Linked DNA regions of Mus musculus: region 2 is linked to region 1. The links are chromatin loops, found by intact Hi-C in ENCODE. Cell type or tissue: heart. All regions are shown on one strand. Each heading gives the region's core, and the rest is flanking DNA. Links, peaks and the distances in the headings are about the cores only. Region 1 has its middle 2.8 kb from the start of Ubac1. Region 2 has its middle 18 kb from the start of Tmem250-ps.

Region 1 (2,904 bases), core at 212-2,711:
TTTGCGGCCCCTTAACGGGTGCATTTTAATGTAATAATTAATTAACCTTGGGGATCACTCACATTTCACAACTCCTGATGCTGTGGCTTGGGGGTGGGAGGTTCTTTCTGCCTCATTTCTGTCCACCTTGGGCACTGGATCCTTGGGGCTGACCTCCCGGGGAGCTGAGAGGTCAAAATTGAGCCCAAATGTCACTGGGAGGCGGGGGCTTGTATGTGCAGAATGGGGTAGCATAGGGAGGATAGGGGACAGCAACACAGTCCTGTGCTAGTAAGTGCCCACGGCCTCTCCGCTAGTGCTGCAACTTGAAGGTCCCCAAACTCATGCCCACTTGGAACCCGAGAATATGGCTTTGAAGGAGGGGGTCTTTAGGTCCTTTGGTTTAAGATCTCAGATGAGCTTGTTCTAGTTTGGGTGGTGCTGATTCAATAACGGGTTTCCTTATAAGAGGAGAGAACACGCCAGGCGGTGGCGGTGCACGCCTTTAATCCCAGCACTTGGGAGGCAGAGACGGACAGATTTCTGAGTTCAAGGCCAGCCTGGTCTACAAAGTGAGCTCCAGGACAGCCAGGGCTACACAGAGAAACCCTGTCTCAAAAAACAAAAAACCAACCAACAAAACAAAACAAACAAACAAACAAAAACCAAGAAAGAAAGAGGAGAGAACACGAAGACTCAGCAGGGAATAGTCCAGCTATATGAGCCAAGGTTAAGGGTGTCCAGGGCTGAGAGAGCCGCTGGGAGGGGCCTGGGATGGCCAGTCCCAATGGGAACTTGATGCTGATCACGAATCCCCAGCACAGGTGAGAAAACATTCCTGTTGTTTCGAGCCACAGGCTCCTTTGTGGAGCTGTAGCTATCCCAGGACACTCTAACCGTGGTCAGCCATGGTGGCTGGTGTTTAGGCAGCTCAGGAAGGCCTTGGGGTGAGGGTGGGGTGGGGTGGGGGGATAGGGGCTCTTTAGAAGCTGAATCAGATGACCTGGTACTGGCTTTGTCTCCCCTCTCTCCTATTGTAAAGTGTTGGACCAGAGATACACTTCTCAAACTGGATCCCCTCAGTGCACCACAGGGGAGCATGGAAGCATGCCCTTCTATTTCCTTCACTTGTTGCCTGGAAAACACAGTTATCCTTCATGGCCCATTCCCAGCAACCTCCTCTGGTGGTGCTGCTCCTCAGTGCTCTACACATCCCATTCTGCAGGTTGCCAAGCCTTGGGGTTCCAGGTCGAACCCACACCTGCACACCTGCACACCTGCTCACCTGCTCACCTGCACACCTGCTCCTGCGTTTATGTTCACCACCTACCAGTACCATACATACTGGTATTCCTACAGACACAAACACACACCAGCATACTCCCATATAAATGCATTCATATACATCTGTACACAAACATATGTACATCCATATACATGCTTACACAGTATGCACATTCATTCCATACAACCAGCCAACTCACAAATACCTGCTCTGAGCTGACAGTGGCTTATTCGCGCCTTCTAGTGGTCTGCTCCAGGTATTGCAGTATCCCCCTTTTTTGGTAAAATTTGCAGTGTGGGGACTCTGTCCTGTTCATGACTAGCAGAAGCATTTGTATCAGAGCTGATGCCCTTTTTGCAGGGAGAGCCTTCCCACCTTGTCTACCATAGCTAATGCCAACACAACATGTACTACATTACAACATAACATGTACATGACACTACACAGGGCATGTTTCCCCAGGGTGCTTGCCAGGGCAGAGGGTAGGAGGCCATGGGAAGGAGGGCCATGTTCCTGTCAGCCACCTCCTCCTGTGAACTCTTGGTGCTGGAGTGGAACCAGTACCTGGTGTGGCAGCCATCTTGCCACAGATCTGCCAAGACTGGCTCTCTGGTTCCTAGATGGGCCCTGGACCTGTCATACTCAGACCAATTGAGATGGAGAGCTGACTGGCTCTGGGAGCATCTGACTTGTTCTGTTCTTGAAAACCATATAGATAGGAAGGTGACCCTAAGGGTGTAAGTAGTGTTACAAGCTACAGGTTGCTTGGATCTTACTTGTCAAGCTTTGTGAGGTAGGGCCTGGACTAGGGGATCCAGTGTGAAGGTAGTACTGTGTTTGCCTAGGTGGGCCCTGTGTTGAATGAACTTCCGACTTTTACCTAGTCTTCTTGGCCAGTGGAGATTCTGAGAGAGCCCCTAGGGACCACTCTGTACATTTCTTTTTTTCCTCTGGGGTGGCTAAAACTAATTTCTGTTGCTTTAATTAAGAGTCTTCGGGCTGGTGAGATGACTCAGCGGGTAAGAGCACTGACTGCTCTTCCAAAGGTCCTGAGTTCAAATCCCAGCAACCACATGGTGGCTCAAAACCATCCGTAACGAGATCTGACGCCCTCTTCTGGAGTGTCTGAAGACAGCTACAGTGTACTTACATATAATAAATAAATAAAATAAATAAATAAATAAATAAATAAATCTTTAAAAAGAAAAAAAGAGTCTTCAGAGCCTTGTCTGGCTGGCCCATCGCAGGAAAACAGGATCTGCCAGCCAAGGAACTTCACTCAACCCTCCCCGTTGCATCCCCAGCATAAACAGCAGGTACTCTACGAGCACGCGCCTTCCTATAGGCAGGCAGGGAGGGGACAGCATGTTCTCTGAAGCAGAGACTGAAACTGGACAAGGTACAGAATGGCACCAGATGGGCAGAAGCTGAGTCTCCATGCAAGCTCCTTGCCTTAGCCCAGCTGGTGAGTAGAGGGAGATGCATTCTCCCTTGAATACTGCATGAGCACCCACAGAGCTGTGCCTGCCGGGCTTCTGTAGTAAGGCTGACCTGGGAGGCTGGGCAGCCTATCCTTCCTCATAGTGCTCTGAGGGGTATCTCTGTGTTCACATAGAAGCCTGGAGGTTTTGGAGGAGAGG
Region 2 (2,904 bases), core at 148-2,647, 98 kb before region 1:
ACAGACATCCGCCTGCCTCTGCCTCCCAAGTGCTGGGAGTAAAGGCACTGGGGCTGGTATTTAAAGTTAGGAGCCTGAAGGAATCCTCTGTGGTCACCATCTCCTGCCTGGGCCCCAGGTTTGCTCGAAGCCTTGCTCCCACTCACCTGTGTAAAGCAGGTGGCATTATGCATAACTGCCCTTGCTCATTGCCACGTCCCCATGCCCAAGTGACTTCTAACTCAACCATGCGTGGTTGAGGGTCTCCAGCATCTTGCCCCCTTTTCTCAGCTTCCCTCGGACAGACAGCCCTCAATAGGCTGACAGTGTGGGGGTGGGCTTTTGGACCTGGGACCAAATTTAGATCTAAGTGGGGTTCTGGGGAAAGCCCAGGATTGAGGTTCCATATCTGTTTACCTGGTGGGCTGGAAGGGGAATGAGATAGTTCGTGTGTGTTGGGGTGGGGTTTGGGTGGTAGGAGGTGTTTTCTAGAAGCAGTGCTGAAGTCAAGTTTAGGCCAACAGTCAGTTATGACCAAAGCATGGACAAAAAAGCCAGGGTCTGAGATACTCCGACAAGCTAATGCCTAGTAATGACCTTAGCCAGCAGCTAAAGTCTTGGGGGAGGGGGTCAACTTGTGTTCACTTGATGCGCTTCCTCCCCAGTGACCTTGCTCATGACCTCTTTCCTGGTGCCATTCTTATTTTTTTCTGCAAGCACCCTTGTGTGGCGTAGGGCCAAGATGGCTGTGACTCTCAAAAGGCACTGGTGCCTGAGCACACACTGAGACTCAGGTTGGGAGGGCAACCAAGGGGACTCCTGGGTACTTTGAGGTGTGTGGCCGGTTTTATTTCTAAGCACTTGTATTAAAACCAGATCTCTGTTCAAGAGAGCATAGCCTTGAGCAAACAGTGAGTACTGTTGACCATGTCTGGAGACACTGTCACATGCCTGGATCCCACTGGGCCTCTATATTGCAAGAGCCTCCTCCACATGGCTGTAAGTCGGTGGGCAGCAGGCACCAGAGCCCGGTGGTACTTATTCCAAGGCTGCTCAGTCACGCGATTTGCCATTCAAAACTGGTGGGTGCAAGCGGGGAATTAAGAGGTTGGGACTCAGTGCCTCAGGTCCTACCCCTGTTTGGGCGCTGATCCCATCCCCTTCGGTGCCCGGTGCAGGCTTGAACGCTAAGTGCTCGGAAGGCACCACGCAGCAACTCTCGGGATCTCCCTACCAGACCCCTCTATGCTTTCTTCTCCCGCGCCCACCTGGCGACGAGTGCGCGCGCGCGCGCGCGGTCGGCGCTCTGTCCCTTTAAACAGCCCGCGGGCGCCTCCCCCGCGCCCCGCCCCCGCCGCGGTGCGGCCGCCGGTGCTGGGCGAGGTCGGAGAAAGTCCGCGGGCGCCGGAGCTCGGGGACGCCGGAGCACTTCCTGCCGCGGGCGGCGCCGCTGCTGCCCAGGCCGGACTGGGCCGGGTGCCCGCAGGTACGGCCAACTTGGCGCGCGTCGCGCCGTTTCCGCCGCGGGCCAGTCGTCCCGCCCGCACTTCCCGCAAACTCCGCGGCGCGGCCGCCCAACTTGCGCACCCGCCGCCTGCCGCAGTGCCCGCCGCGCGCCCGGGGCGCGGCCGAGTGGGGCACGGGCCGCGCTAGATCTGCTCGCTGGCCCCGGGGCGGAGAGGCCGGCTCGCCGAGGTGTCCCGGCCCAGAGCCCGGCCCTGGCCCGGCCAAAACTGGCACTCCGGGTGCGCTAGTGCCTTCCTTTCCCGTTGGGGTCCTCTGGCCACAGGAGACCCCGGGTTCGTCCTGCACGGGAGGGAAAGCCCCGATGACACTGGCCTCTGGCCAGGGCGCAGGGGACACACCCCTCCTGGCTGGCCAGGTCAGAGGCAGCGCGTCTGCGCATCAGATTCGGCCCGTGTCCGTCTTCCCTAGCTAGGTGGGCCGGTTGGTGCCAGGGGTCGTCACTGCCTCCCTTTCTCTTTGGTGCCAACTCCAACTTTGGGAGACACTGGGTTTCGCTGCAGTGGGAGGGGGCTTTTGGCTTGTCCCTGTTTCTGCATCTCCGCAAAGTTGTCAGGTCTCCGGACTCTTCTCCAAGAAAACTCAAGGGTGTGTGGGCTGGGGGAGGTGAGATTAGCCATCTCCATGGCTTTTCGCCCGCCCGAGGCTGGGACTCGGTTCCCGCTTCTCCCGTGCATATGTTACGGGAGTGTGTGGGGTCGCCTCAGCCCTTCTTTAAGTTCATTTCATGGGCAGATCTGTTCCGCGCTGCTTACTGCTGATACTGGTGCTTCTTGAACCCTAGGGTTTGCGGGCTCCCCCATTCTGCTCCCTGGGGCTGACCTCACCCGCAACACCCACTGTACCCTACTCCCTCTCCTTGGAGATTCCGGATGGAGATGTTTGTGGGCCCTCTATACTAGCTTTCAGGTGTAGCTCTGGGGGTGTTGCAGCTGAGCCTGTCTGGGGGTGGAGTGAGCTGGGCCATGGTCCTGGCTGGTCTGTCTAGGTTCTTGGTCCAGTAAAGCCCTTCCTTCCGAGCAATTCATGTGCACGTTCATGTGGGCACGTTCGTGTCATCCCTGGTGCAGCCAGCCCTCTGGTCCTGCTCTTCTGTTCTCTTCCTTCTACAAATTCTTAACTGCTATTCCTTTCTGTTTCCATTTTGACTAAAGATGAGGGCAGTATGTTCCGTGGGGCTCTGCACACTGTGTGGTCTTTAAATATGATGTCCTGGGAGGGTTGGCAGTGACTTTTAATTTCACAGTTGAGGGGACAAAGCGTGTTCAGCTATGGGGTGGACAGCCAACATTCCTGTCTCACCCTCCAACAATCTTCTCCAAGCCCATGGAGCCACCCACCCTTCCACCAGTGAGTGTCCTTCACTCTTCATTCCTTCAAGGATGCTCTGTAACACTTCCT

The links. Hi-C counts contacts between places; a loop is a spot of excess contacts. Peaks named below come from ENCODE experiments on the same cell type or tissue, not always from the same donor. Only the 100,000 strongest peaks of a DNase experiment are listed, where the experiment ranks them.
Region 2: a loop joins it to region 1, with 2.1 times the contacts of the local background. A loop is called at or near these places in 3 of 42 quality-filtered maps.

What each region holds. Positions count from the first base shown.
Region 1 is chr2:26,023,108-26,026,011 of GRCm38, reverse strand. No RefSeq gene overlaps it. Among named protein-coding and RNA genes, the nearest start is that of Ubac1, 2.8 kb to the right of the region's middle. In heart, for the core only: a CTCF peak has its summit at 1,514 (motif pointing left); no DNase peak of the experiment used is centred there.
Region 2 is chr2:26,121,250-26,124,153 of GRCm38, reverse strand. It overlaps a transcript of Nacc2 not described here. Among named protein-coding and RNA genes, the nearest start is that of Tmem250-ps, 18 kb to the left of the region's middle. In heart, for the core only: no CTCF peak of the experiment used is centred there; DNase peaks (open chromatin) are centred at 1,373, 1,873 and 2,413; H3K4me3 peaks cover 2,196 bases; H3K27ac peaks cover 1,661 bases; H3K27me3 peaks cover 878 bases.